Regions from separate parts of the Mus musculus genome. Here regions 1, 2 and 4 are each linked to region 3. The links are chromatin loops, found by intact Hi-C in ENCODE. Cell type or tissue: left cerebral cortex. All regions are shown on one strand. Region 1 has its middle 14 kb from the start of Sh3bp4. Region 2 has its middle 56 kb from the start of 1700067G17Rik. Region 3 has its middle 88 kb from the start of Gm34331. Region 4 overlaps Sh3bp4 (SH3-domain binding protein 4).

What was found. Hi-C counts contacts between places; a loop is a spot of excess contacts. Peaks named below come from ENCODE experiments on the same cell type or tissue, not always from the same donor. Only the 100,000 strongest peaks of a DNase experiment are listed, where the experiment ranks them.
Region 1: a loop joins it to region 3, with 2.2 times the contacts of the local background. A loop is called at or near these places in 3 of 42 quality-filtered maps.
Region 2: a loop joins it to region 3, with 2.5 times the contacts of the local background. A loop is called at or near these places in 3 of 42 quality-filtered maps.
Region 4: it touches region 3 in a loop (2.2-fold over the local background); 7 of 42 quality-filtered maps call a loop at or near these places.

The regions. Positions count from the first base shown.
Region 1 is chr1:89,052,819-89,060,818 of GRCm38, forward strand. No RefSeq gene overlaps it. Among named protein-coding and RNA genes, the nearest start is that of Sh3bp4, 14 kb to the right of the region's middle. In left cerebral cortex, CTCF peaks have their summits at 4,803 (motif pointing right) and 5,384 (motif pointing left); a DNase peak (open chromatin) is centred at 4,835.
Region 2 is chr1:88,956,491-88,964,490 of GRCm38, forward strand. No RefSeq gene overlaps it. Among named protein-coding and RNA genes, the nearest start is that of 1700067G17Rik, 56 kb to the right of the region's middle. In left cerebral cortex, no CTCF peak of the experiment used is centred here; a DNase peak (open chromatin) is centred at 3,811.
Region 3 is chr1:89,187,892-89,195,891 of GRCm38, forward strand. No RefSeq gene overlaps it. Among named protein-coding and RNA genes, the nearest start is that of Gm34331, 88 kb to the left of the region's middle. In left cerebral cortex, CTCF peaks have their summits at 3,776 (motif pointing left) and 5,158 (motif pointing right); DNase peaks (open chromatin) are centred at 3,760, 5,128, 5,854 and 7,104; H3K27ac peaks cover 449 bases.
Region 4 is chr1:89,139,124-89,147,123 of GRCm38, forward strand. Sh3bp4 (SH3-domain binding protein 4) reads left to right here. Exons shown (of 6, transcript NM_133816.3): 4 at 4,427-6,783. Among named protein-coding and RNA genes, the nearest start is that of Gm34331, 40 kb to the left of the region's middle. In left cerebral cortex, no CTCF peak of the experiment used is centred here; no DNase peak of the experiment used is centred here.

The DNA of each region.
Region 1 (8,000 bases), 140 kb before region 3:
TGAGACCCACTGGGCTCATGGCAGCCCCTTACCAGCTGAGAGGCAATTGCAACACTTAACACTTGCTGTGAAGGCTACAGATGTACAGTGACTGTTCCTTTCGTGGAGGACATTTACGTTAAAGAATCAGTGACCCAGGCTTACGGCCTGGAGATGTCTGACCTTGGATGTTGCCTCTTTCCTAAGACATCTAGAAATCTCAAACACAACTTTACAGTGAAAACAGCCCACTTTGTTGTGTCGGGGCCTGCTGATCCTGTCAGGTGCTCTGTCGGTTCTGTCAGATGGCTTCATTAGCTCTCTTAGCAACATTTGGGTGACAGGTCCCTGCAGACCCCACCAAAACATTCAACAAACCCGATGACGAAGTCAAAACAAAACAAGCTGGGAGCCGGTAGAGCTCCGGAGCCTGAGAGCTCGCACCCACATTGGCTATGACTCGCTTGCTGGCCTCTTCAGAAGCCCATAGCCACACTCTCCCCTCCGAGAGTCTCCTCTCTAACCTTGTGCTTTAAATATATTCAAATATCTCCTTCAAGCCCCAAATCTACCTCATTCTGGCTAGTACTAAAATCTCTCTCTGCATCCAAGCTACAAATCAGGGGTTGGCCTGAGCTGAGGTCCCTAAAAGTCTAAGGGCCGCTGAGGGTGACGGAGGGAGTTGTACCCCAATAAGCTGGCATCCCAGTTGACTGCTATAGAAATGACAAGTAAATTGAAACACAGGAGGTAGTGGTACATACTTTTAATTCCTACACTCCGGAGGCAGGGGACGGTGGATTTCTCTGAGTTCCAGGCCAACCTGGTCTATAGAGCTAGGTCCAGGACAGCCAGGGTTACACAAAGAAACCTTGTCTCAAAATTAAAAATTTAAGTGAGTCTCAATACTGGGAAGTCACTTTACAAATTCTGAGCCACAAGCAAAGGCTTGGCTATCATTCATTTGCACTCCACTGTGACTGTGTGCCAGACACTGCTAGTCCCACTGGTGGAGAAAAAGACCACTGTCAAAATTCAAAACCAAATTTGAAGAAGCTTTATTAAATATTGACTGGGATGGACTCTGGCCAGGTCTGCCTTTGGGTTCTCAGAAAATGGCCACAAGACAAGTTTTGCAGGGGCTTAATAGGACAAAACACACCACAGTTCTCATCAGCTCCAATCAGGGGCAAACATACATTCTGACGTCATTTCCTGCCTAAAAACCTCCTGCCTACATCCAATCAGGGGCAAGTGTACACCCTGACATAGCTCTTGTCCATGTACACACACACACACACACACACACACACACACACACACACATCGCCTCCACAGAATCAAGCATATCTTGTTTAGATTGGGGCAAACAAGCTTAGGACAAACAGGAACTTATTCTTAACTGCAAACAGAACTCTTAACCAACAAGGTGTTTTTTTTCCTGTTTCGGTCTCACAGTGCCATGGAGAAAGTGCAGATACGGAGGTAGAAGACCCCTAAGCCATGATTTGTTCTCCTTGTGCTCTGAGACAAAAGTCACTGAATAAGGTGAAATTCCAGTGTGTACCGGAGTATCGGAACCAAAATGATGAGATGGTCCCTTGTCTCAGACACAGAACGCTAGTTAGTATCCAGTTAGTATACTGGTTTTCCTGGAACTGTCTCATCACCCCTAGGATCTCCACATCCTTCCATTTGAGCCATCTGGTCGCTGGAATGAAGGAGTGGCCAACTGGGAGGGGAAGTATAGCTAAGGGATATCTGTAAGCAGGACTGGGTGATGGCAGGCTGCATCTGGCCTGATGTGTAAACAAGAGCTCATTAGTGTACAGATGATAAGGATGAGCAGGAAGCTCCCCATTGAGATGGTGCAGCCAGCACCATTGTGGGCTGGGTCTCCAGTCCAGGCGCCTCTAAGGCTCAACTAGACCTCCTTCACTTCTCACACCTGATGTTTGCTGTCACCTGACTTTATTAATTCATCCTTGCTCCCCTTTGTCTTGGAGGATGGCTGTCCTCTCTGTCTGTTCTATTTGCTATCTGAGCAGTGGCTTCAACCCCCCTCTGCCTTATTTTTCTTCCTTGTCTGGACTTAGTTCTTTTAATGCCAATACCGGCTACAGGGCAGATTTAAAGGGCCATCCTCAAAGGAAACTCACCATCAAAGTTGACAGCAAGAAATCTGCTTTGTGATAAATCACTTTCTGTAAGGGAAAGAGTAGGTTTGGAGAGTCCTTCCTCCATGCCACATCTGCTCCAGACAATCTGATCTAGAGCCACCAGCATGTGTGCATGTGTGAGTGTAAGTGTGTGTGTGCATGTGTGAGTGTGAGTGTGTGTGTGCATATGTGAGTATGAGTGTGTGTGTGTATGTTGCTATGAGATCACTTCTTTCAGCATTATTTTCTCTTCTTATTTAAACCTCCCCCAGCCCATGGGATGGAGCTACCTACAGTTCAGATGGGTCTTCCCATCTCAGTTAACCCAAACTAGAAATCCCCTCACAGACGTGCCCAGTGGCTTAAACAGTCAATAGAGCATACACATCAAGCATGAGATGCAGCCAGACAGAGCTGACAGCCTGTAGCAGCTGGGAAGACTCTTAAATAGCTTCTGTGAAGGAAAGAGGAGACAGGTTTTAGAGTAGAAATGTGGGAGAACAACCCTGTGGGCCCAGGGTGGGATGGAAGGTTGGGGGTGAGGTAATTACCCTGGGTCCAGAGGCACCAAGGCAGGGACTGTATTCAAAGAGCATATTCAAGGTGGTGGGGATAGACACATAGAACAGTGAAAGGCAAGATTCCCTGGGGACAAATGATAGTTTTCTCCTGTCTTGACTGATCCAAGCCAGGCCACTCTTAAGAGTGAGACTCTGAACTGATTGTTAATGACCGCAGAGGTAGGTGAATCTCTCTGAGTTCCAGCCCAGCCTGATCCACATAGCAAGTTCCAGGCAGCTGGAGCTACATGAGACCCCATCTTGAAAAGTACCAGACACTGTAGGGAATACATTGGCTTTGGCTAGTTATTACATAAATATTTCAGACTCAAGTGTCTAGCTCTGACCTTATTGTTTTCTGTTATGTGAAAAAAAAAATCTTTCTTGGGGAGATGCTACTAACCCCAGAAAAAGGATCCCAGAACAGACCAATACCACCAACATTCAACTTGATGAACCAATGAGTTGTATTGGGGTTACTTACAGGAGTGTGGCTGAGGGGTCACTTACAGGAACAGAAATGACTCAAAGACAGCTGCATCACCAAAGTCTACCCCAGCATGGGTGACAGCTCACAAAAGCTGAGAACCTGGAGCACACTGCACATGGAGAGTGTCCTCTCTGAGTGACTCAGTTGGTCTAAACCTCTTCTGGGCAGCAGATCTGGTCCTGGGTCTTCTTTGCCACTTTTATTGCCTACTCTGACAGGGAGGGGCCAGAATCTGGTTAATTTCAGGGACTTCCTGAGCCTAATTTTAGCTGTTTACCTTCTTGTTTAGGGAACTTCCCTACTGGATGGAATGGATTACTTCAGTCTTGGAGGAAACACCTGCACATTTCCCCAGTTTTGGCCCCATTCCAAGAAGGAGCTTTCTGTTGGCATCAAAAAGACCCTCTGACATGTTAGGTTCCCTGCACAATGAGAGTCCAAGTTCTGGAATGCCCATCCCGTTTGCCTAGTGTAAGGCCAAGTATTGGCTCAGGACACTTCAAAGACCAAGTTCTCAGCACCAGGGAGATTTATTTGCCCCAGAAAAACAAAGGGCAGAGAATAAGAGACAAAGGCAGGAGATAGAGGATGAGAGAGAAGAGGAAGGGAACAAGGGAGAGGGAGGAGGAGGATTTGTCCCAGAGGGGAACAGGACAAAGGAATGTGGATAGAGAGGGGACAGACACAACCCATAGACAAATGGCAGTTTATAAAGGTACGAGGGGAAACCCTGTGTTAGGAAGAGTATTTAATTTTAAGTGGACATGTTTATTAGGTGAGACTTTTGACTGCTGGACTTCAATACTTTGATAGTTGGATCTTGGTTGTCAGCCTCAGGAGGAGGAATTGGCCAAATGAAGAGAAAAGACGTCGGTGGCTAGCTTTAGGAATGCAATCCAATGTTTTTTAGCAAGGCAGAGGGAATGGGGAAGAAGGGCAAGGCCCACCAGAGCCATGTTTGCCATGCTCAGGCCGGCTAGAGTTCCTTCACCTAGAGTTGGGTGTTGTCAGTCTCTCAGAAACACAACCATAAGAGTTCTTTCTTAATGGGTAATAGAAGTAATAACATGAAGAAAAGGTTTCTATTGAAGGTGAGACACCCATACCACTAGAGTCTAAGAACACACAACACCATTAGCTCTTTGGGTGTTAAAAACCATGGAAGGAGCCATGTGGTAGCATACATCTATAATACTTACTCTTGGGAAATGGAGGTAGGAGGGTCAAAAATTCATCCTTGGATGCATAGAGCTGGAGGCCAGTCTCAAATACACCAATGTATGCACACACGCACACACACACACACACACACATACACACACACCCCTCCACACCAAACAACCACCACTAAAACCTAGCAAGAAAGGGTCCATTTAATACCAATCTCAAATCTATTCCCCATGATGAGGACTCCAGCCAGAATGGGCAATGCAAAAAAATAAATGTGATTGATGTGGCTGAAAGGTAAAGAAAGAGCTCCTATCATACAAGAGAGGCAGGAAAGAGGACAGTGGGAAGGAGGGAGGCAGCAAGGGATTGTGAGCGTGCCCTTTACAGCATCTTAAACAGCACACATGGAAAGAAGAGCTCTGCCCACCAGTAGGTGGAACAGCAAAACAGAAGAAAAACCTACAGATGGTGTTGTGCAGCTATTTCCTCGGAGTTGAAACATTCTCTCCTGGTGGAGGAGGGAGGCTCTTAACACTGGGAAAGTAAAGAAAAATGTGCTTGGCTCCAGAAGCCTGCAGAGTCGAGAGGCTCCCAGGCTCCTCTGAGAAGGTGAGCTGCAAACAGTGGCTGCAGGGAGAAGTCTTCAGTGGAGCTGTCTGCAGGCCCAGCAGGGAGCTCCAGGGATGCAGCTTTTGGGTGTGGCCGTCCATGCTGGGAGGGCTTTTCAGTGCTGAGCAGCCTTTGAGTCACCCATGCCCCTGGATGCAATTCCAGGAAATCCCTTGGTTCCACAAGTTCGACTTCGTTGAGCCATTTCTTTGGCCGGTTCATTGGTGCTCTCTCTGGGTGTACACTCTTTAGTTCTCTCCTGGAGATGTAACTCAATGAGTGGGAGCTGGAGAGATGGCTTAGCAGTTATAAGCATTCAGGATGTTTGCAGAAGACCCAAGTACAGTTCCTAGCACCTTACATTGGAAAGTTCACAACCACATGTAATCCCAGCTCTAAGGAGTTTGATGCCCTCTTCTGGTCTCTGAAGGCACTGCATCCACCTGCACATAGCCACACACAAACACACACATACACATAGTTTCTTTTAATCTGCAGGGGCAAACAAGCAAGGTACTAAGCAAGCTTTCTAAAGAAATTACATCCATACCAGTCGGTGGTATTTAAAAACACAAACTGAGTGTCTTCCAGCTGCAGATAAATTACCATTTTTATATACATTGACAAATTACAATTACACATATTTCTGAATTATATGTATTTATATGTACATACAGACAGATTGCTGAAGGGACATATGAATACATATGCAATTAAATCAAGCTAGCTATCATGTCCATCCCAAATGCTCCTCCTCTTCTTCCTCCTTCTCCTTTCCTCTTCTGTCTCTTCTACTTCTTTTTCTTTCGTGAAAATATCTGAAGTTAGTGTTGGTCTACAGACAATTCCACCAGGCTACACTCTACATCTACCTAGCAACAGCTTGTATCACTTCCAGGTATATGAAGAGGGAGTGCTCGCTACCCGAGCTCTCTCTCACCATCTTTCTCTCTCTGTTCCCACATGTTCCTAGCCAGCTGGCCTCTCTTCCTCTCTTTCTCTTTCTTTCCTTCTCCCTGCTTTCTCTGCCTCTACCCCTCTCCAGGTACCCCCTCCCTTTCCCCATAAACTTTCTTTATATTAGGTCTGTTCCTTAGGGGAACACCTTGGCAGAACCAAGATAGCAACCTCCGCAATTATACTGCGTTATAAAACACAATAATTATATTTAGGGGTTTAGAAACATGTGTATAATACAGTGCTGTTTACCATCTCTTGGTTACTTTTCCTTTTGTAACACACCTGAGACCTCACAAAAGCAACGCAAGGGAGAAAGGGGTTTTATTGGCTCACACTCTGAGGTTCAGTCCATCTTGGAGGCAGGAGTTTGAGGAGCAGTGAGTCACATCAAACTAGCACTTAAGAATCATAGAAGGCCGGACAATGTTGTTGCACACCTTTAATCCCAGCACTTGGGAGGCAGAGGCAGGAGGATTTCTGAGTTCGAGGTCAGCCTGGTCTGCAGAGTGAGTTCCAGGACAGCCAGGACTATACAGAGAAACCCTGTCTCAAAAAAGAAAGAAAGAAAGAAAGAAAGAAAGAAAGAAAGAAAGAAAGAAAGAAAGGAAGGAAGGAAGAGAGGAAGGGAGGAAGGAAGAGAGGAAGGGAGGAAGAGAGAAAGAGAGAAAGAGAAAGAAAAGAAAAGGGAGAAGAAGAAGAAGAAGAAGAAGAAGAAGAAGAAGAAGAAGAAGAAGAAGAAGAAAAAGAAAAAGAAAAAGAAGAAGGAGAAGAAGAAGAAAGAATCAGAGGAGTCAATGCTTCCTCCTTCCTGCTTCCTGCTTCCCTTTTCCCAGTACAGAACCCCAGGCCAGGAAACAATGCTGTGCACTTTCAGCGTGGGTCTTCTCTCATCGATGAACCTAATCAGGATGATCTCACAGACACTCGGCCAGGGGTCTACCTAATTAAGATAACACCCCACAGGTGTACCTGGAGGCTTATCTCTGAGGTGATTCTGGATCCTTCCAAGGTGACAATCAACTCTAGCCATCCACACAACCATGTCTGTCACACTGTGCAACAGGGCTTGGGAAAGAAAAGCAACTCTACCTATCCCTCTGGTCTGAGGTAAGGCTAACCTCTGATCCACATCTCCCCACCCCCACTGCGACTCCATAACAACCATTTTAATCTCTGTGTCTGTTGTTTTAAATTCCACAGATGAGTGGGAACAGGTGGTATTTGTCTTTCCGTGCCTGGTTTATTTCACTTAGCATAATCGTTCTCCAGTTTCATCCCGATTGTGAGGAACGACAGAATTTCCTTCCCTGCTGGACCTGGTAGCATTTGAATTGTGCATAAGCTGTTCCTTTGCTTCATTCACCTGCCAGTGAGACCTTAGGTTCCATAGCCATCGCTGGGAATAGCATTGCAAGTGACACGAAAGTGCAGCCATCCTCTGACATGCTGCTCTCAAAACTTTTGGATATATATCCAAAAGTGGGATCACTGAATCATGCTAGCTCTATTTTGTTTTCAGAAAACACTCAATACTGTTTTCCATAGTAGCACTAATTTTCATCCCCACCAACAAAGAACCAGTGTTTTGTTTCCTGTGTCCTTGACAACGTGTGTGTGTGTGTGTGTGTGTGTTGATGGAGATTGAACCCAAAGTCTTGGCTAGGCTAAGCAGACATCCTAAGTGCTCTTTCCTCTTAGGTACAACCTCAGTGCTTATTTTTCATTTGTTTTATTGCTTTTAATTTGTTTGCACTTTTGCTATTTTGAGACATGGTCTTCCTAAGGTGCCCGGCTGGCCTTGGATTCACTCTGTAGCCCAGGCTGGCCATGAGTTTGCAATCTTGCTTCTGAATGACAGGGATTACAAGGCTAAACCACTAGACCTGGCTTTTCTTCTTCTTTGTACAATTTTGGATTTTTATTATGTGTGTGTGTGGTGTGTGTTTGGGGGTGGGTATGCACACGTGAGAGCAAGTGCCTTCTGAGGCCAGGGGTGTCAGATAGCACTGGAACTGGAGGTTCAAGTCATGAGCTATTTATAATGGGTACTGGGAAGTGAACTCAGGCCCTCTG
Region 2 (8,000 bases), 230 kb before region 3:
CAACAAGCAGTCATGTTAGCCATGCAGCTGACATGAGCATCCATTGTGTTCCACAAGGACCCTGCTCTTAGGCTCCAGAGGGTGTGGGCAGCTCAAGGTCCTTCTTTCATGGCCAGGGACAGATCTATTTGCCTTTTTGTTCAGATATCCCAGGCATTGCTCCCAAGGCTTGGTAATCAAGACACCCACCTGGGAAACCACTATGACACTACTGGGTACACCAGAGGCTCTAGGCGTGTCCCCAATTCCACTGGCTTTTAAAATCTCTTTATATTGTTTTATGGAATTCTGTTTTACTGAACAGAATTCAGTCTGTTCCTTGAATAGGGTAGATTTGCAAAAATACTACTAGGCTAGGTTAATCTCAGCACTAGGAGGCTGGGTAGGAGATTCTCAAGTTCAAGGCTAGCCTGGGCCACATAATGAGTTTTAGGCTAGCCTGAGCTACAGTGTAAGACTCTGCCTCCACCAATGGAGTGCAACATGGAGCCCAGGAGTTCCAAGCTCTTGACATTGACACTATATCCTCACCTAATACCTAATTTCCAAAGTGTTGATCTTGGAACCCGGAAAGTGTGAGATGGATCTGAAGCGCATCCCAGATTAGTGGGAGTGTTGAGCTAACACATAGAGTTTCCTCAGCTGGCTTCTCATTGTTATTCTGCTCTTTCCCAAGCTACTGGGAGGGTGGCTGGCAGATGTGGGTGAACGGGTAGGAGGGGTCTGCCTCTGAGTTTTAACCGAAAGGTTATATCCTACCCAAGAAGCTCACATAGCCTGAATAGCATGGGTCCATCCATGCATAAGAATGACCTTTAGGGCAGTGTAGGGGGAGGGGAGCGTAGAGGGGAGGGAGATGATCCAGATAAGCACAGAAGCTGCTAGTGAGGCTTCGGGTACCCCCCCCCCCACACACACATCTGGAATGGCAGCAGGGAGCTTATGCAAGAAAGAGGTCATAGCCCTTCCTTCAGCCAAGCAAGACTTTAGGAGCCTTTTTTAAAAAAGGACTTGCACTCTCTCTTCCAGACTGAGCTTTGTAGATGCCACTTGGGTGTCTAAGGGCATGTCATATCAAATGCAGCCAAGTAGACTCCTGTTCCACCTACCCCACACACACACCCCATTCTCTTCCATCTCTGTCCCTTTCAGAAGAGGAAACCATCCTGGTTAGGTTTTTGTTAGCAAAGGCTTGCATCTCAATGGGGCATTTTCTTCATTAACGATTGCTGTGCAAGGGCCCATCCTGCTAGGAGTGGCAAATGGCCCTGGGCACTCTAAGAAAGCAGGCAGAGCAAGTAAGCCATGAAGAAAGAACCAGTAAGAAACACTCCCCCATAGTCTCTTCTTCAGAGCCTGCCTCCAGGCTCTTGCCTTGAGTTTCCTGCCCTTGGCTTCCCTCAGTGGACTGTCACCCAGGGTATGTAAGCCAAATAAACCCTTTTGTCCCCAAGTTTGCTTTTGGTCCTGGTTTTGTTCCAGCAATAGGAACCCTGAATTTGTCTAATCATCTGTTTTCTACTCCTCTTACAATGCCTTCTGGTCCCAAGCATGCGACTCTATGTAGCCCTAGGATCGGTTGACTGAGGTAGAAACAATGAGAACCTAGCTTACTGATGATTGTACAAGACATGTAGGCACCACCCAGAAGGGGACAGCTGCAGCATTGCAACCTTCTGCTGGGACAACCCTGAAAGACATCAGTGAAGGGGAATCTTCACAGTGGCCAGAGCTTCAGGCAGAACACATGGTCGTATGATATTTTTGGAAGGAGAAAGGGCCAGATGTTCCATTGTTCACTGATTCATGGGCTGTAACCAATGAATTGGCTGGTGGGTCAGAGACTTGGAAAGAGTGTAATTAGAAAATTGATGAGAACGACATCTGGAGAAGAAGGATATGGCTAGATCTCTCCAAATGGCCAAAGGAAGTGATGATACTTGTGTCCCTGTAAGTGATCACTGAAAGGTGACTTCAGCAGAGGAGGAGCTCAGTAATCAAGTGGATAAGATGACCTGTGGGCAGTCAGCCTCTTTCCCCAGACATGCCTGTCATTGTCCAATGGGCCATGAACAAAGTAGTCAGGGTGGCAGAGATGGAGGTGTGTGGGGGCTCAACAACATGGAGTTTCACTCATCAAGACTTTCCTAGCTACAGCTGCTGCTGAGTGCCAGATCGGCCACTAGCAGAGGCCAAGACTGAACCCCAGATGTGACACCATTTCCTGGGGTTATATAGTACAGACACCAAGACCCCTCCCCCCGAAGGGGACGCTCAGTCTAAAACTTTGAGTACTATATTTCTTAACTTCCTTCTTTCCCCTCCTTCTTCTTTCTCCCCCTCTCCCTTTCTATCCAGTCCTTCAGCAAATCCTATCACACAGGGGAGCCTGGTCTCATGCATCTCTAGTGCCTGACTCCACTGTCACCCTGCGTCAAGTACCCATCACATCTTGCCCAAATCCTCCCCCTTCCTCCTCCTTGCACCATCTCTATCCCCAGCTCTCCAGTTGTCTCCCCACATGGCTGTCATAATGTCTCGTTCTCCCATAAGAGCCTAGCCATGACAAGATCTGTTTCAAAGATCCCTGTCTCCTATCAAACTCATAATCACCTTCCAGAGGTCTGCTAATCCCTCTCCAGCAAGTTCTAAGCCTCCTTCCCCTTTTTTCCTGGTCCACCTCTCTTCTGTTACAGACCCCTTGGCTGTGCTGGTGAGTCCAGGCACACATCTCAAATGTCCACTGTATTCTCCTGTCATGCCACCCTCCTCCTCATACAACCTCTCTCCCACTGTCCACGTAGCTCCTTGCTTCCTGAGCCACCACAGAGAGCCCAGAAGCCCATTGGCTCGCACAGAGTTCTATAACGTCAAAGCTCAGGCCTGCCGTGCCCAGGGTTTACCATTACACTGAACTGTGCCCTCTACCACTGGCCATTGACTATCATGTCCAGGAAAGACTATTCACATATGAGTGAGTGGTACCACTTGAGGATTCTTCCTCACTCTTTCCCAAAAGTAAAATGTTTGGTCACACTAGAACTGAAGTCACAGATGGTTATGAGCCACCATGGAGGTGCTGGTACCAAACCCAGGTCCTCTGCAAGAGAAGCAAGTGCTCTTCATCACTAGTCTGTCTCTCCAGCCCCCAAAGTCAACAAGTTTTGATGAATATTGGAGTGAACTGGGAAGAGTCCCAGTTGCCAGCACTGTCTGGGGAACTTTATCAGTGAGTACAGTCTGAGTCAAGTTCATCGTCTGAATGATGTGTCAGAGCACCTAACACAAGCTACTTGTTTTTCTCTTTGGCTCTCAGGACTTCTGAGAAATCCCCTTTGGATATTGTCACAGCTCTGTGGCTCAGAGGCAGCCCTCAAGTGCCTTTCTCCGGCAGGGCTCTGCTGTCAGGAATAATGAATGGGTGGTTGGGAGAGGAGCGAGTTTATTTGGCTAAGTGCTGGAGTCCCTAAGAGCAGATGACAAAGTGTTGCCCTCTGCCTGGGGGCAAGGTCTTTGGCTGAGGGCAGCCTTGGCTACGTTAATAAAGTGTATTCAGGAAGATGACTCTCCAGACAGGGACAGGAAGAGGTCATCTGAGAACTTTGGAGGTAGCAAAGCATGCCAAAAACTAGCTATTGAACGCACCCTGAAAAGCCCAAACGTATGTTTTTATAACCACCGAAAGGTGGAAGTACTGTTTCTAAGACACAAATCAATAATACATCATTTTCAGCCAACGATCCATAGCGTATGAATGTCAAAATCCAGAGGTGTGGGAGGCGTCAGAAGAAGTGGGAGTTTTCGTTCCCACAGAAGATTTCCATCCCCGGCTGGGGAAGCTGACACGCTCCATGTGCAGATCGCGCTGCCCACTTCTTAGTAACATGGGCAATGGAGAGTGAAATTGAGAAACCCTTCTGAGTGTCCATGGGTGACCCAGTGAGGGACTAGCCACCAAGCCCTTCTTAAAGCACAGAGTAGAATTTGTACCCCCTAACACAGATGACCTGTATACTTCCAGATGCTAAGAGTAAGTACGCATGAGCACAGAAGTGTAGGGGCAGGGTGGGGGGTGCTCTAGGCCGCAGAGTTCTAACTCGCCTGACTCCATCTGTCTTTATTCTATACAGATGACCTGACCAGAAAGCTTGGCTCTGGGTGTACGTGCTCATTCACACTTAAACAAAGCAACATTTCATGTATGTGTGTGTGTGTATACATATACATATACATATATATATATGATCACTAGCATTAAGAGGGAACATTTTATACATATATGTTGTATTCTTATAAATGTATATAGGCACACATCTCTACATTTAGTATATACATGTTTATGTATGTATATGTGTACACACATACAGATATATGGGGAAATGAATTTATTTGTAGTTTTAGAACTGGGAAAAGAAGAATTATTCACCTCTCCATCGTGACTACGATGACGTCATAACTCATAGAGGAAGCAGAGAAAAGCCAGTAAACACACAGATGCAGTGTCAACAGCCATGGGACATCCCAGGGTGGTCTTTGTGCTTCTTCCAAGTGTTGGGGCTCCTGGCCTCAGAGTCATTTCCTCCTACAGACTAGGACCCTAGTCCCTAGAGCCCCTTGCTTGTTCTGTGGGTCTGAGAAATTTGGGAAGCTGTACCATCTGGTTATCCAGCTACCATTGAATTAACATGTGGGCTCCACACAAGAGCACCTGATGCACATCAGTGGAAAAAGGAGACACCGCCTGGGCCCAGAAGACACACCGGTAAGCAGACCACATGCAGGAGCCAAGGTGGGGGAGACCTACCTGCCCTCTGCATCCATTTATATAAGACAAGAAGCATTCTGGGATTTCTTCAGCTGAGTCTCTACTTTACCCAGGCATTCTTGACACTTTCCCCTAGTCTCTGGATGAACCTTTTTCTTCAGAGTCATGGCCAATTAAGTCGTTCTATGCAATGGTCTCATATAGTGGGGGATGGGTGTGCCCCTTGGTCATTCTCATCCCAGTGTAAAGAAAGGGCCTCTTTCTTCCAAAAACTGAACAACAAAAGGCACTTAGAAAAAAGTGGCCCTTTAAGTTTGGGTCACATGTATGACCCTAGCATCAGGGACAATGACAGAACTACCCATTTAAGGACAGTCTGGGCTATATAGCAAGACTATTATCTCAAACACACACACACACACACACACACACACACACACAAAACTAACCACCAAGAACAAAAGGAGTGGTCATTCAGTTATGTTTTCCTGGAGTCCAGTGTGGATGTGACAGCCAGCACCTCAGGCCAAATGCTGCAGGACTGGGACAGACCTTAACAACAAGGGTGGAACTGATTTGCCTATGAAGCAGGCTCCATTCTGTCAGGAGACCACAGTTACAAGTCTTCTGCTGCAATCCCAGTCCCAGAGAAAGCATATTACTGCACATACAATGAATGGGAGTGGGGGTGGCGGGGAGTTGAAAACAAGTTAGGGATCATCTCGAAAGTTCCAAGTTAATTCTTTCCTGGAGTCTGATTTCTGTGGATTCTTGTCATCTGGAATGTCAAGAACTGCACTTGAGCTATCCAGTTGTCATTGTCTTCATGTTGTTTGTGGTGATAACGTCTTCAGGATGCTTTGCATGCATGCAGCAGAACTGCAGACTGTGAAGACTACAGAAATAACTGCGTCTCTTCTTACGAAGAGCACAAGCACAGTTGACTACTTCATAAACATACTTTGACCTTCAGCTCTATTTCATATGTTCAGGAATAGTACAATTGGGTGCGGGGAACATCTTTAAAATGGCCTCCATATCCTACGTATACACTGAAATCTCAGTCTCTTATGAGTGTGTGCACACGCTGTGTAAGTTTGGATGCATCTATGCTGCATCATGCGTGCAGAGGTCAGAGACAACCGTGGGTGTCCACTTTCACCTACTACATTCTTTGAGAAAGAGTCTCTTGGTTGCTCACCTCTGCATACACCAGTTTAACTGGCCCACGAAATGCCAAGGGTTCTCCCATCTTCCCATTTCCACCTTGTCACAGAAGCACTGGGACTTCAGATGGCCACTACCACACCGGGCTTTTTCATGGGTACTGGGGATTAGAACTTAGGTTCTCATCTTTTTTTTTTTTTTTTTTTTTTGGCAAGCTCTTTCCCCACTGAGCCCTCTCTCGGTCCCTGAAATCTTATTTTCATATTCATTCTGAAGCAAAGAAGAGTAAACTAAGATCGCTGTGATGGTTTCTGCCTGGCCTGGCTGTTCCCGGATTCTTGGCACCTTGGTCAAAGAATCGAAGACGCATGGTATAAATAGCAAAGTAGCCAGGAGTTTGAAAGTCTAGAGGGAGTGCATCAAAGGGAACAGCGGGCCCTACGCAAGCAGGCAGCTCAGGAGCATCTGCTCACTGCCCGGGGTCTCCTTTTGGAGGCAGGAGGAAAAGAAGCTTTTGTTAGAGGTAGGTGGTAGGTGGCTTTCTGATTTGATTGACAGGCTGTGCAAGCCTTTATTCAGTGCAACTGATTTTAATCATATGTGCGCTAAATGCTGCATAGTCAGAGATGGTACATAGATTTTTGGTTTGGGTTTTTTTTTTCCCCCAATAAAAGTTTCCTCAGAGGTCATAGTTAACCTAATTATACATGCATCCAGAAGTAGTCTAGACTTGACTGGTACACTGTCCCTACTTTCAGGATCCATTTAGTCCCAAAAGGCAAGTTGCTAAAACACTAGGGAGCTATTAGGGCTGAGCAGCCAGTTGCTCTCTTGGGTGCAGGATGTACTTGTAGCTCCATACCAGGATCCTAGATTTCTATGTGCCTTGTGGAGAAGGGGATGTTGGTGGCTCAAGCTGGGTCCTAGCTTGTTAAACCCTTCCTACCTACCTGCCCCAAGATTCTTCCATAGTGACTGACAAGAGAGGTCGCCTGTATTCTCCAGCAATACATAGAGTACTTATGTCAGCGATCTGATGTCATTAATTCTGTATGTTAAGACCAATAAACTTTTATAAAACCTGTATCAACAAAACATAGCCTATGCTCTGAGGCAATAGTCGCTCATTCGGTCAGTTAAACGTCAAACTTCCTTCAAAAGATTTTAGAAGAGACGGGTGCCCAAACTTTCATTTCCTTACATTTTAATTTCTGTAAGGAATTAAAGAAATCATCTTGATATTATAAATGTCATTAGGGAGCACCAAGCCTGAGGACTGGACTTGGATCCCTAAGACCAAACATGGTGGAAGGAGAGAATGAGCTCTTGCAAGCTGCCTTCCGACCTCCATGGCCACGACACCTGTGTAGTCGCACAACTGGAGGCAAGCGGGAGCTACAGGGATGGCTCAGGGTTTACGAGTTAAGAGCACTTACTGCTCTTCTGGGAGACCTAAGGTTGGCTCCTAGCACCCACACTGGATGGCTCACAAACACCTGTAACCCAGGGGCTCCCTCTTCTGGCCTCCACAGGTTCCCATAAACACACGTGGAACATACACATACACAAAATAATTTTTTTAAAAAATTAAATATCTTTAAATACATAATTAAATGTAATTTTAAAAATCTGTTTTCTTGGACGCTGTGTTCTAAAATGCTGTTCTCGTGCTCGTAAATCAAGGGCTTGACCCACTGAACCTTCCCCCCACCCCAAGGCCCCAAATAATAAATAGGTCTAGTTGAAACAACAGTTACAACCTCTTTAGAGTTCTGCTGCCATCTAGACTCTGAGTTCAGCCCCATTTGTGGCTTCGCCAATATGCATTGGGCAATTCATGAATATTCATAGCTTCTCTCCACACAAACTCTGGTACCACTCCCAGAAGCAAGCACTGTACTTTCATTAAAAACAAACCTAAGAGATAGAAAGCCTAAGAGTTTACCCTCAAATCTTTGAAGGTTTCCCTGAAAAAAAAAATTAGATAAAATGGCAAAGTCTAAGGATGGCTGGATATCAGCACAGAAAAAGCAGCCCAGGATGCCCAGGAGCAGGCAAGTCCCTCCGC
Region 3 (8,000 bases):
CGAAAGTCAGCACAGAGAAACTGTTAAGCATCTATAGACCAAAAACAAACAAACAAACAAACAAACAAATAAAATTCAGCCAGTACCTCACATCACATGCAACCAATCAAGCAGAAGGCTTGAACATAAGACAGGGATCTCTCAGATGAAGGAAGGAGGGAGAGAAGCTTTAGGATAGAGGTCTAGGCAAATGTGTCTTCTTAGACACCCAAAGCAGATTCAGAAAGGGGCAAAACAAAACCAACCCAGTCGAAAACAAAGAGCATGGCATTTATTTGGGACTAATTATGTCTGCTGTCTAGGAAAACACAGGCTTCAGCGGCCTCGAAAAGGAGTCTCTGGGTTTAGCTTTGAATCTCAAGGGGGTTGGCGATGACATCATCCATTAGTCAGGGGTTTGAAGTTAAGCTGTTAAGAATGGCTTGGGAGGTGACTTAATCTCTGGCTCACTTGGTGGGTGGGAGCAAGTGGGAGGTGGAGTTAAGATGGGGGGGTGTCAGAGGTGCTTCTGTGGTGAGCTATCTTCTGGGTGGGTGTGTCTGATGGCCTCCTGACACCTGCTTAATTGTCTGAACCAGGGCACTTCCATTTTGATTTTTTTCTTCCTTGAGACAGGCTTCTCCTGGAGGGTCTGCTATCTGTCTGGAATACAGAATGTGGCTGTCAGCCAGCCTGGCGGTACAGGTCTATCACCCCAGCAATTTGAGAAACTGGGATAGGAGGACCGCAAGTTCAAAACCAGCCTGGGTTACAGGACAAGTTCAAGGCCAGCCTGGACAGCTGCTGGAGACCTGGTCTTCAGATTTAAAAAGGGGAGAAGAGGATGGGATGACCGGTTTTATGTCAACTTGACACACGTTAGAGTCATTTTAGAAGAAGGAAGAGCCACTAAGAAAATGCCTCCAGCACACTGGCCTGTTGGCAAGCCTGTGATGTGTTTTGTTTGTTTGTTTGTTTGTTTGTTTTGGCGGGGTTTTTTTGATTGACAACTGAATTGGGAGGGCCCAGCTCATTGTGGGTGGTGCCAGTCCTGAGCAGGTGATCCTAGGTTATATAAGTAGGCTGAGCAAGCCAGTAAGTAGCATTCTTCTATGACCTTTGCACTAGCTTCTACATCCAGGTTTATGTTTTGATTTCCTGCCCTGACTTCCCTGAATGATGAACTACAAGCTGTAAGCGGAAATAAATCTTTTCCTCCTTACGTTGTTTTTGGGCACAGCAACAGGAAAGTTAAATAGGACAGAGAGGTAGGAATATAATTTATCAATAAAGCACTTGCCTCAAACTCTCTGTGCTGTAGGTTCAATCTCTAATACTTATGTAAATAATGAAAAATAAAAATAAGAATATAAACTGACATTAGAAGTGGCCTGTTAGTAATCAGGCACCTCCTTGGCCAGCCCAAAAAGGACCCTGCGACAATGTTAGCAATCAGGCACCTTCCTAGGCAGCCCCTGAGGGACTTGGAACAATAAGACGCGTCATCACTAGCTGCCCAGAGGCGACACATTTCCACTGTTGACCCTGTCACATGTCCTCCTGCACATGCCCTATGCTCCACCCCTCCCCTCCCCCTCCAGGCAGCATCTGTACCGCTGTCTTTTAATAAGCCTCCATATGAGACCTGCCACTTAGTTCCATCTTGACCAATCCCAGATCCCAAGTTCAAGTGTCATGATTGACAGCATTCTGTCTAAACTCCACCTCACAGTTACCTGGCTAGCCAGGTAGACCTGACCCACAAAAAAGGGGCTGATTGCCCCATTCTTCCTCTCATTCTTGTTGTCTCTTGTTTCTTTGCTTCCCTCCCCTCCCCCCCCCAACACCTCCACACCCCACGTGCTCATGGCCGGCCTCTTCTCCTCTACTGCTCTCTCTCTTTGCCTTTCTCTGCCTCTACTACCCTCTTAACTCCCCTCTGCATGCCCTGAATAAACTCTATTTTATACTATACCTTTGTGTGGCTGGTCCCCCAGCGGGGAGGGATGCCTTGGTATGGGCCTGTAGAGACACTCCCTTCCCCTCCATACTGCATCACACTTCCATAGAACATATTCCCTTCTCTTTATATTTTTTATAAACACATCAATAATTTCAGCTCTTGGGAGAAATTGACATCTTGTGTGTACTCCACAACATCTAAGAGAAAGTCCCCAGTTCTCAGGCTCTGTGGGGCAGGTGACATACCTACCACAGCCAGAGGACAAGCCTATTTTGTACAAGAAGCCAGCACCAACCTTAGTGTAAAAGGCAGTTTAAGGAGTCTGTTATGGGCCACCGAGGAAGATGCCCTATCACATAAAACCTTCAATCCATTCTATCCAGCCTAACACAGTTCACATGTCAGGGCTACCCACACATGGTTTCTCAGAAAGGGAAGCCACATTTCCAGCCGTCACATTGAACTAAGATTGTTTAAGGAGCTGAGACAAACCTCTGGATTAGCTTTATGTATCCAGAAAATTAAATTAACTAAAGCGTTGGCCCCCAAGGCAGCCGGAGAATCCGTTTCATTTTGTAAATCCAGATCTCCAAAAGCCAAAATGCATGCTCTGTGAATGGGGCCCCATGACTCTCTTCCAATCCCTTAAGCTTTCTAAAATCATTATGTATTATGCTGATAAAATAATTTACCCAGGGCTAGTTCACGGTGGAATGGTATCTCAGTGCACAGTCATTTTCTTAGACTAAAGTACCATTTCTCCTTAACGACAACGCAGCAGCGGAGGCAAATGTATTTGGAGTAATTCATTATCCTCCCTACAGTCCGGGAGATTTGCTCAAGGGGTCTTTGGCTCAAGGTCAGGTGACTGAGACCCGAGAATTGCAGAGGGAACCAAGTCAGCCATGAGGTAAAGCATCAAAGCAGAGCCTTGGAGATAAGGGGACAGGAAAGGGGGCTTCTTGTGTACAAAATTCCTTGGGAAGGATTTCCCGTCTTGTAAGAGCATTTATGCAGCTAGGTCTCAGCGTCACACCATGTTGAATAAATAAACCGGCCTCGGAACATCTGCTTCCTGGATTTGGAACTTATTATTGACTTAATCCCATAGTTTGGCCCAGGGGTGTTTTTTTTTTTTTTTTTTTATTAATTAAAAGCGGAAGTCCATATTTTTTTCACCATGGAATTTCCAAATCATCAAAGTACAAGACAGAAGTTTCTAGAATGGCTTTGATTCTTACCCTCCCCCTCCCCCTCCCCTCCCCCTCCCCCTCCCCCTCCCCTCCCCCAGGGCATTCAGCACTGAAAGAGACCAGAGGTCACTCAGGGGAGGAGGGATCCAGAGCCAACAGGTTGAGACTAGAAGAGAGGTGGGGGCGGCTATGGGCAAGTTCAGTTTTATAGAGGCTTAGAAGGTGAAGGTTTCTGGACGCCTTGGAGACTAGCTACTGCCTTGGCCGCTGGGGAGGAGGCTGATAAGCTGAAATCACATTCCAAGCATGCCATTCCAGAAGGAGGGTAAGAGTGCTCAGCAAAGTCAGCTTCAAAGAGGGGTCTGCATCTTATCTCAGTGAGAAATTGCTGAGACTTGAAGAACCACTAAAGGCCAGTGCCCTTACAGATTTCTCTGTCAAAATTTCTATCCGAAATGACGTCAAGATTGCACTAAGAGAACCGCAGTGACCCGCTGTGGAAAGCAGATTGCAGGGTTGGAAAGATTAAGAACACTTACTTCGCGCTCTTGGAGAGGACCCCAGCGGATTTCCACTGTGAGTCACAAACATTTCTAACCCCAGCTCAGAGGGATCTGGCGCCCTCTTCTGACCTTTGCAGGCACTGCATGCACATAGTCCACTTAATGCACTCAAATATGAATACAGGACTGGAGAGAGGGCTCAGTAGTTAAGAACATTGACTCTTCTTTCAGACAACCTAGGTTTAATTCCATCACCCACATGGCAGCTCAAAACTGCCGGAAAACTCCAGGTCCATGGGACCTGACTCCCTCTACTGGCCTCTTTGGGTACTAAGCAGGAAAGCTGTGCAAACATACAGGTGGGCAAACACACACACACACACACACACATCCTCATAAAATGAATAAACCTTAAAAGAAAATGGATGTCATGTCAGCAGACTCTAGGGTGTTCTAGAACACCCTGTGACAGCAGCCAAATGGTGTGGAGTCCCCTCCTCTAAAGGGACAAGAGAGACAAGACAGAGAGCACCTTTCCAGGTCAGATGTTCTGTGAGATACCGTATCTAGGTGACCTTGAATCCACGGCTCCATAGTGTCAACAGGTGACCACATGGCTGGGCCTCGAGAAAGTTCTGTATGAACTGCAGGTGAGCCTGGGAGAAAGATCTGCCTTCAAGCCGGGGAACCTTGGTTGGCCTTCAAAGCAAGGTTAAATCAAGAAATCTGTTCTGCCCTCAAAGATATTGCCACCTGAATTTTCCTCTCCTAGAAGACTCTAAAACACCAGATCCTCTCTGAGAGGCTACACACTTCTTCCAGGAACTCTCCAGAGCAGAGTTGAGCAGGAGGTGTCTGCGGCAGGGTTTGCCTGCAGCTAGACGTCTCTCTGCCTTTCACAGCTGATAAGGCTGGAAAATCTAATCAAGACATTTTAAGTAGCAAGAAAGGAAGGAAGTCCCAGACACTCCTACTTGGGACCTGACTCTCAGCAGCTAAGATAAGAGAGTCAACCAGTCCCACCGAGGCAGGGTCTATGGGGATCAGGGCTTCTGTTCAAGGCTGGAGCTGGGTGAAGTCGGCAAAGAAATGTACAGCAAGCATTCGCCTGAGGAAGTAGCTTATGAACAGTCTCCCAGTCAGAAAGTGATGGGGCCCCAGGGCACTGGTGGAAGCCAGAAGGGTGGATCACCTGCCAGCCAATCAGACAAGGAAGACTCTGCACTGGTGTCAGTCTGGGTCCCTCGCTGATGTGCTTGAACTGTGGGAATCCAAGTACTCGCCTCTCCCGTCCCCTCTCTGCCTGTGTTAATGACTGCTTGCTTGCCTAGGGTCATTGCTCCTCCATGAACCACCCATCTACTAGACCTTTGACGTTCTTCCCAGCTTTTCCTGCTTTTTAAAGGATACAAATCATGGGATCCCCAACACCCCAAGTAGCACACATTGTACTCATGAAACATGAGCATAGCCACTAGGCACTCACCGGACTCAGAGACCACAAGTGCAGTTCCTCCCTCCGCCATAAGGTGGCAGTGTTTTAAATCCAGCCTCTCATCGGAGGCCTCTGGTCCACCAAGATGCTTAGATCTGGATTTGGGCCCCACAGCTTCTTGGGAATAAGGAACTAGATCGTCTTCTAAGAAATATTTGTTTCTTTCTATGTTTCTTTGCTTCTTTCTTTTCCTTACATCCGTTGCTACTTTGTTTGTTTGTTTGTTTGTTTGAGATAAGCTCTCAAACTGGCCTTGACCCCATTAATGAGGAATCCATGGGCCTCACCTCTCAAAAGTTGAGACTAGGGGCTGGTGAGATGGCTCAGCCAAAAAGAGCACCCGACTGCTCTTCCAAAGGTCCTGAGTTCAAATCCCAGCAACCACATGGTGGCTCGCAACCATCCATAAGGAGATCTGACTCCCTCTTCTGGAGTGTCTAAAGATAGATACAGTGTACTTACATATAACAAATAAAAAAATCTTAAAAAAAAAGTTGAGACTAGAGGTATGTGCCACCACACCCAGCTATCTAAGCGACATTTCAAGATTTCCAGAGGTCCTAAGCTGCCTAGGAATTTGCATTTTTTAACGAATCCTTTAAGTGATTTCTAAATAAAATCAGTCTCCAATGCAGGAATCAAGCAGCACCCACACACACCTCAAGAAGTCGAGTTTTATGAAAGTGAACAGCTTTCAACTCCAAATAGCAGCGAGAGAGTGGGCGGCTGGAGGAGGGGCAGCTGCTGACGATGAGGAAAGGGGGAGGGGTCTCCATGGAGAAGTTGACATTCATAAAACAGTGCTTTAAGCAAATGAAACTTGCCTGAGAAGTAAGTCAATGATCCAAAAGAGAAGACAGAAAAGTTACAGTCCAACTCTACACCCCAACCCCACCCCTGCAAAGCACATCCCACCACCCGTCTCCTCGTACAGCTGGAATCTATTTAGAAGATAATGGGGGAGATATTTTACAGGTCTTGATCCATTTAGAAATAACAGATTCATTAAATTATCACCAGGCTCCATCAACTCTTCCCCTGAACCCCCTGCAGGCAGAATACCTCCCACCAATGTCCTCACCATGGTGCCCAAGACCCAAGGATATGTGATGTTTCATGACAAAAGGAGTTTTGCGAGCAGGGTTGAGTTGACAGAATTTAAAATAGGGAGGGTGAGCCTGGACTACACAGGTAAGCCTAACCTGAATGCATAGAACCTCTCTAGCTGCAGTCCTAAGATAATAACACCTGTAAAAATGTAGGAGGGTGTGAAGGACGAGACTCATCCTCTGCTGATGGCGGGACCACCGGAAAAGGAGAAACAAAAACAAAAACAAAAACGTGGGCAGCCAATAAGAAACACATTTGAGAAAAGGCTTCCTGCTTGGCAACCACATAGCTGCTGGCCCCTGGCTTCCGGGGGTTGGCACTGACCTGTGGGACTACGATATGAAAAGGGATAAGTTTTCCACACCATGTTCGTGATGTTTGTTCTCACGTGCTGTGGGGGCGGTGAACAAGGGGAGTCTGAAGTGCACACTCGACACGGCCTCACCTAAAACACATTAAACTAACTCCTGGGTGGTCACGTGGCCAGGCCATCCCTCCGCGGCAAGGTCCAGCCCAACCTGCGGGACCATGGAGAGGAAAGAATTCCTATGATGCTTCTGGGAAAGACCCGATAAGAGGAGGGGCCACAAACTGAAGGGTTGGCTGGGTGGCTCCTGTAGTGCAGATGGCCCAGCTGTCCCCTGGGCAGCTCAGGCTGAGGTTTCTTTTAGGAAGAGCTAACGGAGCTTGGGCTGTCAGTTCCAAATCCAGCCTTTACTCCCAGAAACTAATGCCTTTGTCCTTGCTGGCTTCTTGTGGCTATTGTCCATTTCCTGGTCGTTCCCTACCAGAGTTCAGGGTATGGCTGGGTTGTTAGTAGGATAGCGCTGCCTCTGACTTCTAATTTTACCCAGACAATGTATCCAAGTCTTTACACTTCGCGTCCTTACTTGTGAAATATGGTGACACAGTACAACACCCTCCCACGCTCCTGAAGTTTCTCTTTCTGAGGTTCCAGTGAAGCCATGATTGGCTGAGGTTCAAAAGTATTCGATGGAAAACTCTAGAAATAAACACTTCATAAGTTTTCAGTCGTATGTTCCTCTCAATTGTGTGACGAGATCTCATCTCTAATTCATCTCTTACAGGATGTGGCTTCAACCACTGGCTACCTTTTAATCACCCAATAGTTAGTTGTCTTGGGTACCAGACCAGTTGTCATAGTAGCACAGTGCTGTTTTAGTAACCCCTTATTTTACTTAATAATGACTCCATAACTCAAGAGCAATGATATTGACAGTTTAACTGCAGGTGGGCGGTTCTGGGAGACTCAGGCCCAGGACCCAGGGTCTTTCATGTGACTGGAGGGCCATCTTGTTCCAGAAGTTTCTTGGAGCCTTCTGGAGTAAGTAACCTTTGACTTGGACTCCAAAACCCAGATCTAGCATCTAGCTCTCAATAGCTGTTTTTCCAGTTAATTTTTTTCAATGCTAGAGATTAAAGCCAGAGCCTTGAGCATACCAGGCAAGCACGCTATACTGATCTGTGTATCCCCAGCAATATGGAGTATTAACAACTATTAGTTTATTTTATGTGTATGAGTGTTTTACCCGTATGTATGTCTGTGTACCACCTGCTGAGGTGAAAGAGGAAGTCAGATCCCCTGGAACTGGGGTCACAGATGGTTGTGAGCCACCATGTGGGTCCTGGGAATTGAACCCATGTGGGTCCTCTGTAAAAACAGGTATTTTTAACTGCTGAGCCACCTTTCCAGCTCCACGTGGACGTTTTAAAAACGGTTTTCTTCTGTATCTCCA
Region 4 (8,000 bases), 49 kb before region 3:
TATTCAGGACCCCAAAGTTGCAAAACATCCAGGGAGGTTTTATGTATTATAAAACAACCGATCTAGGCCGTTCACCCCATATCTCATTAAGATGGGATTCGATGAGGATTTGGAGGAATAAAATCTCTGTCCCCGTGTCCTCCTGTTCCCAGGTGTTGTCGGCCATTGATGGAGATGATGCATAGATCTCCAGAAAGGAATGGAGGACACAGTCCACCATGGTCATTCCCCAAGGGATGGGAGAGACAGATCTCTGAGTGAGATGTATTCTCCTGTGCCCTAGAGGGAGAGTGCTCAGAATTTTAAGTAAAAACCATTCTTACTCTTCAGTCTGGTGAAGCGAAGACGATAATTTGTATTGATGTATTTCAGACTGTGTACAAAGCATGCTCTGGTGCTTTGGCTTTTGGTTTCTTTTTTAATTTTGAAAACCTTGGCTGTAAGAGAATTAATTACTGGAAGAGAACACAACAGGACATAACTTTGGAGGGATTCTGACAAGGTCTTAATGGCTGCCGTGTGCTATTTAATTTTCACCTGTGGGGTTTGTTTGTTTTGTTTTGTCTTTTATTTCTCGTATGTGCATCAGGGAAGAAAAATGTGTCCTGTTAACTAGAGGGCACGACCAGCCACACAGGTGTGGGAGAGAAGCGCTTCTGGGACCTCCAATCCTGCCCAAGTCTCGCTTTCCTATTCCCACGTTTCCTACAGAGTCTCTTGGGGCTGAGGGCAAAGGCCTCAGAAACACCATGTGACCAGCCCTCCTGTCTCTGCCCCTTCCTGCCGTACCAAAAAAAAAAAAAAAAAAAATTTCTCCCAGACGGTCAGGGAGATCCCTGGGCCAGGAGGAAGGCCCACAGCCTCACCTACCCTTCCCAAGCCTCTGATCTTCGTCAGATGTGAGGGATTAAGATGCTTATTCCAGAGGAGCCCGGCCCCACATCTCAGGGAGAAGTGACAGAGCCAGAAGTTAAGAGAGATGGGAGCAGACAGACCTTGCTTGGGGCTAGCATCCTCCGCATCTCCCTACTCGGCCCTCTAGGGCTATCAGTCATCAGGTCCCTCTTCAGCTGATTTCACATCTTCTCGTGGACTGTCTGAGCTTCCCTCCGGTTCCCCTGCCCCTTGACTGGTACCTGTGGCGCCGCTCACATTAGCACACTCCAGAGAGGAAGCTGGCCTGTCCCTTCGGGCTCTTTGTTTCCTCCCAACCTTTCAGGGGCAGGATCTGTGTGATGCCTCCTATTGTTCAGCTTGACCGGATTGAAAATGACCTAAGAGACAAATTTAGCCTGTGAGGGAGTTCCTAGGCTGAGTTAATAACTAAGGTTAATTAGGCTGAAGACTCAGCCTCAATGTGGGCGGCTCCATCCCATGGACTAGATAGAAAAAGAGAAAATGGGGAAGGCAGCTGAGGCCAGCATTCATTGCTCCGTGCTTCCTGATTGCGGACCAGCTGCCTCACACCTTGCTGACCATGGTACTCTCAAACATGAGCCAAAACTAAGCCTTCCTGGGAGTCCTTGCCTTGGCTGGGTATTTTGTCACAGCAATAGGAAAAGGGAACTAATACAGTTTGTCACTATTGTGACTTGGTGGCAGAAGGGCCTGGTCAGGGGAATTCTGACTTGCTTGTCTGCCAGCACCATGATTCAAACATTCTGGTCCTAACATGTGACTGTCAGCTCATGGATATTCCCTGCCCACCTACTGTGTGCCGGGATCTCTTGGAGCTTACATCCTTCTGAGAGATGAAGACTCCCACCCTTTCAGATATGGTCTCTTTAACAAAGAGACTGACAAACGTAATGCATACAGACATTCACATGCATGCTAGCAAGACCTGGGAACCTTTAGAGGGAAGTGAAGACCTCCTAATTGGAGCCTAACCTTGAAAGTTTCTAGGCAGGTTTGATGTGTGAGGAGTCTTAGGAAAAGGACAGGACAGCAAGGTGAGAGGTAAGTGTTCAGTAGCCCAGCTGTGTGACCCATGTCTGGGGCCACATTTGCCTGAGGTACAAGAGGGTGCCTCCTGGGACTCTGCACCCGATGCTGCTTACCTTCTCAAGGACTCCAGAACTCCAGGCGCTTTTGTGAGCTGTTGATTGCTACATCTCATCAAGTCTGCAGTGTGGTGATCGGGGTGGGGTGGGGCAGTGGTGTGGATACAAGGAGAGATTCCTTCTGCTAGAACTCCAGACCCAGGCAGACTGCCTCCTCCCTCCCCTGGTTTACATTGCAAACTCACACACTTGGAAAGACTTTGTCAACCTCGTTGGCCTCGGCTTCCATCTGAAAGAGAGTATGGCAGTGTATGGCAATGTTTCCAGGAACGTGATTTCCCCTTAAAGTCATGCAGTATTTTCCCCAAACGTTTCTGCCTCCTTGTTCCCCCTTCCCTTTAGAAAGGCAGAGAATACTAGTCCCTTGACTCCCTCTTTTGCACGCTAAGGAATTTTTTTTTAACCTTCTCTTCAATTTAATCGGTTTGTTTATTCCACTGAACTCTGAGGGTAAAAGAGAAATTCCCCCTGACCTTAGTAAGCGCTGTGAAGAAAAAGTGAAATTAGCAGGGAGTGGGTGGGTTTCAGATGACTTATGCATGATCCCATCTTCAAGCTGAGCAACCATGGGCCTCATCACAGCCTGCTGAGAAAGATGCCTTTTCTCCATCAGGAGAACGGGGGATCCCCAAGGCGACTCATCTCGGGTCTGGTGAGCTGGCGGCACCCAGGCATTCTCCGTTCTTGCATCCTTTTAAAAGTGAGAGGGGAGGTTCCAGGGTCCAGCTAAGCCGGATGCACCTCTGCCAGCTAAGCGATTCCTTGCCTGCTTCCCAAGCTTGGCCAGGAAGACAAAGTTGGGTTTGTTGTCTCCTTTCGAAGAAAAAGGAACCTGGCAGGTAATGGAGTCTGGGCAGCCAGTTCGACAGATGAAGCCCTAATGGCCACGGACTTCATCCTGTATCAAGCAGCTGTTAAGTTGATTTAGCTGAGAGTTTTGTCCTTTTGCCTGTTTCTGTATACACAGTTGGCTTTAGGAGATACTTTATTTGAGCCAGCAAGATGACTTAGTGGATAAGAGTTCTTGTTGCTTAAGCCTGAAGACCTGATATCAATTCCTGGATCCCACGGTGGAAAAAGAGAATCTAGTCCTGGAAGTTACCCTCTGTTTCACACACCCTTGCCATGTGCATGTATGTGTAGACAAACAACTTAGTTTCTTTTTAAAAGGAAAGAACAGCTACAGAGACCCAATGTCTACAGACTAAATAAGGCCATGGCACAGGACTTGCCCTGCAGTGGGTGGGGTGGGGTGGGGTGGCGGTTCCCCTGTCTGTTTCCATCAGAAAACATTTTCTCTGTCCCCTGAAAAGCATCTCACCTGGGCCTGGCACACAATCATTATTTTTCCAAGTACATACCCTGCGTAGATGACTTATTTCATCTGTTCTGGGTATTGTCTGTGGTATTCACAAGCATGGTGTGTTGGAGACGAACCATGCATTACCCTGGGTTGTTTTGAAAGTGATGGTTTCTTGGGCTGCGTTTAAGTAAAAGTAGTTATTGGGTACTAACACAAATGCATGGCTAGACCTCTGATTGTCAAGGTGTAGGAGAGGGAGGCCCCCATACTTTAAATAATCATTTAAAAAAAATACCCCCAAAAAATCTAGCCAGGTGGTGGTGGCGCACGCCTTTAATCCCAGCACTTGAGAGGCAGAGGCAGGTGGATCTCTGAGTAAGAGGCCAACCTGGTCTACAGAGCTAATTCGAGGACACAAAGAAACCCAGTCTGGGGAGGCAGAGTGGGGATAGACTCCCAAACAAACTCAAAAATCACTTGTGAAGAAAGGTGAGGGATGGGTGGCACTTTGTAACTTAGCTCATTCTGATTGTCAGGGACTTGTTCCTCTCCTTTTCTATCTTCCATACCAAAGAAGAACAAGGACTCAGTGATCCTGGCTGGAATCTGAGGGCTCTTGTCATTCCCAAGCTGTACGAGCCACTGCCTAGCCCAGGGCATCACTGGGCCGCTGCCTAGCCCAGGGCATCAGTGTGCTCTCTAGCATTTCACATCTGTCCTTTCTTTCATCATGGTAACAGTCCTGGTCAGAAATCAGGTAAAAACATTATCAAAATGAGCTGCTCAGCACAAGTGGGCATGTCCACTACTGTCATATAGTTTGTCTTTCTAAGGTGGCTAAGGAACATTCATTCCTCTGAGTCCTTTGCCTCACTTAGAAGGTTGACTTGGAAAGTGGCTAAGTGGATCTTCACCCTGGCTGGTTTCTGTTGTTATCCTGGCCGGGTTGGTGACTGCATCATCTGTTTCTAGCCGTCCCACCCTCCTCCACCCCCCTAACTTGGAAGTGTCTCCTGTACCTGTGGGCCTGACCTCACACTGTCTCTTTGTTCTTATGCAGTGCCTTCCCCCAGTGCCTTGCTCGTAGACAACCCCACGCCTTTTGGAAACGCAAAGGAAGTGATTGCCATCAAAGACTATTGCCCAAACAACTTCACCACCCTGAAGTTTTCCAAGGGCGACCACCTCTACGTCTTGGACACGTCTGGTGGGGAGTGGTGGTACGCTCACAACACCACCGAGATGGGCTACATCCCTTCCTCCTACGTGCAGCCATTAAACTACCGGAATTCTACCCTGAGTGACAGTGGCATGATCGACAATCTTCCGGACAGCCCTGAAGAAGTTGCCAAGGAGTTAGATCTGCTAGGGGGTGGCTGGACCGATGACCAGAAAGAATCTGGCAGGCCCTATAGTAACAACCCTTTCTGGAATGGAGTCCGAACGAACCCCTTTCTGAATGGGAATGCACAGCCCAGTACGGATGAGCTAAACCCCAAGAGTACCGTGGATTTGCTCCTGTTTGACACGGGCACATCTTCCTTCACTGAGTCCAGCTCGGCGACCACCAACAGCACCGGCAACATCTTTGATGAGCTCCCAGCCACCAATGGACTCCAGGTGGAGCAGCCTGTCAAGCGGGACAACCCCTTTTTCAGAAGCAAGCGTTCCTACAGCCTTTCGGAACTCTCCGTCCTGCAAGCCAAATCGGATGCTCCCCCAACGTCCAGCTTCTTCACAGGCTTGAAGTCGCCTGTCCCGGAACAGTTTCAAAGCCGAGAAGACTTCCGAACCGCCTGGCTCAATCACCGGAAGCTGGCCCGTTCCTGCCATGACTTGGATCTGCTCGGCCAAAGCCCAGGCTGGGGCCAGACCCAAGCAGTGGAGACAAATATTGTGTGCAAGCTGGATAGCTCTGGGGGCTCCGTGCAGCTTCCTGACACCAACATCAGTATCCATGTGCCAGAGGGCCATGTAGCTCCTGGGGAGACACAGCAGATTTCCATGAAAGCCCTGCTGGACCCTCCGCTGGACCTTAACAGTGACAGATCCACCAGCGTAAGCCCTGTGGTGGAGGTGAAGCTGAGTAACCTAGAGGTGAGTACCTTCATCATCTTGGAGATGAAGGTCTCCGCCGAGGTGAAGGGCGACATCTTTAGCAAAAGCACGGTGGTCCTGCAGTGCCTGAGAAGTGACTCAAAGGAGGGGCCTTATGTGCCCATCCCTCTCGCCTACAGCTATGGGGACACCATACAGGTACAGCTGGACAACCTGGAACCCTGCATGTACCTAGCCATCGTTGCCCAGGGCCCCAACATCCTCTACCCTTCCACCGTGTGGGATTTCATCAATAAGAGGGTCACCGTGGGTCTCTATGGTCCCAAACACATCCATCCATCCTTCAAGACAGTAGTGACCATTTTTGGACATGATTGTGCCCCCAAGACCCTCCTGGTGAGTGAGGTGACTCGGCAGGCTCCCAGTCCTGCCCCCGTGGCCCTCCAGCTGTGGGGCAAACATCAGTTCATTCTGTCCAGGCCCCAGGATCTCAGAGTGTGTATGTTCTCCAATATGACTAACTATGAGGTCAAGGCCAACGAGCAAGCCCGAGTAGTGAGAGGGTTTCAGATGAAGCTGGGCAAGGTGAGCCGTCTGATCTTCTCCGTCATCTCCCAGAACCCCAATGAGCTGTCCGACTTCACCCTGAGGGTCCAGGTCAAGGATGATCAGGACACGATCCTCACGCAGTTTTGTGTCCAGACTCCGCAGCCGCCCCCTAAAAGCGCCATTAAACCGTCGGGACAGAGGAGGTTTCTTAAGAAGAACGAGGTCGGGAAGATCATCTTGTCCCCGTTTGTCGTTACAACCAAGTATCCAACGTTTCAGGACCGCCCCGTGTCTAGCCTCAAGTTTGGCAAGCTTCTAAAGACAGTGGTGCGGCAGAACAAGAGTCACTACCTGCTGGAGTACAAGAAAGGTGACGTCGTGGCTCTGCTCAGCGAGGAGCGCATCCGGCTCAAGGGACAGCTGTGGACCAAGGAGTGGTACATCGGCTACTACCAGGGCAAGGTGGGCCTGGTGCACACCAAGAACGTGCTGGTCGTCGGCAAGGCCCGGCCCAGCCTGTTCTCGGGGCCCGAGCTGAGCACCTCAGTGCTGCTGGAGCAGATCCTGCGGCCCTGCAAGTTCCTTACCTACATCTATGCCTCTGTGCGGACCTTACTCATGGAGAACATCAGCAGCTGGCGGGCCTTTGCTGATGCCCTGGGTTACGGCAACCTGCCGCTCACCTTCTTCTGCCGGGCAGAGCTGGACAGCGAGCCGGAACGGGTGGCTTCCGTTCTGGAAAAGCTCAAGGAAGACTGTAACAACCCTGACAACAAGGACCGGAAGTCCTTCCAGAAGGAGCTGGTGATGGTGAGTGCTAGAGCAGGTGTCCAAAACTCGGATGAGCTTCCTGAGGTAGACAGGCATGGGTCACACTGGGCTGAGTCACAGGGACGCTGTTGGGAATGTCATGGGACCCCCAAGAAAGGTGTCTCTTCTCTCTTCTGTTACAGTTCCGATCCTCTATGGTTTCCTGTGGTCTTGAATTCACTGGTTAGTTTTTGACAACTTGACACAAACTAGAGAGTCTCTGTAAACTGGGAACCTACATTAAGAAATTGCCCCCATCAGATTGGCTTAAGGGCAAGTCTGTGGAGCATTTTCTTGGTTAATGAATGATGTGGGAGGGCCCTGCCCAGCCCACTGTGGGGTGTGCTGTCCCTGTCTGCTCATCCTGGCTTGTATAGAAAAGCAGACTGAGAGAGCCCTGGGCAGTGAGTTCATAAGCTCCGTGGTTCATCCTCTGCTCCTGCTTGAGTTCCCGCCCTGGCTTCCTTTGGAGACCGACTGAGATCAGTATGTGTCAGCCACATACATCCTTTCTTCCCCCTGGGTTCCTTTTGGTCACAGTGATTATCACAGCAATAGAAAGCAAAGTCGGACACCATGGGAAAAGGGCATGATCCAGAGGCTTCTACCTGGGTCTTTGAAGGGTATCTCTTGTGTCATTAGGTCCCCAGCAGACTGTGACATAGTGGTTAAAGCCTTTTTGCCCCAACGTCTGGCCTCGCTTCAATGTGAGTTCTGGCCTTATGTTGCCTGGTGCCTATAACATCTGTCTCTACTGGGATGCCTTCTTGCTCATTTGAGTCCATGGAGGACAGACTCTTGGCTGGTATAAAACAGATTGGCATTCTAAGGAATGCTTTAGAAAGGAGAGATTCTGACTCTGAGACACACTGACCTCAGGCTGGCTAGGGATGTTGTCAGAGACCTTTCCAGGTCTTGCAGCAGCCTGGGCTTTGGAGCATAAGGTAGTGGAACAGTCCTGTTTTTTCCCACAGGCTGCCCACCCTGTTGTATGGTTCTGACAGTCACCATTGACAGTAGAAACACTCGGTGAGCTCCTCTTGATCCTTCCTGCTTCCACTGTCCCCAGCGTTTGGCCGCTCTCCTACTCCATGTCTTTTCCCCACTTGCCCCTCTGTATGACATCATCAAGCCTCTCTGCATCAATACTGACGACCCTCAGAGGTAGAGCGGGGCATGTGACCCTTTGAATATGGCCCATGGTAACATGGGACAAA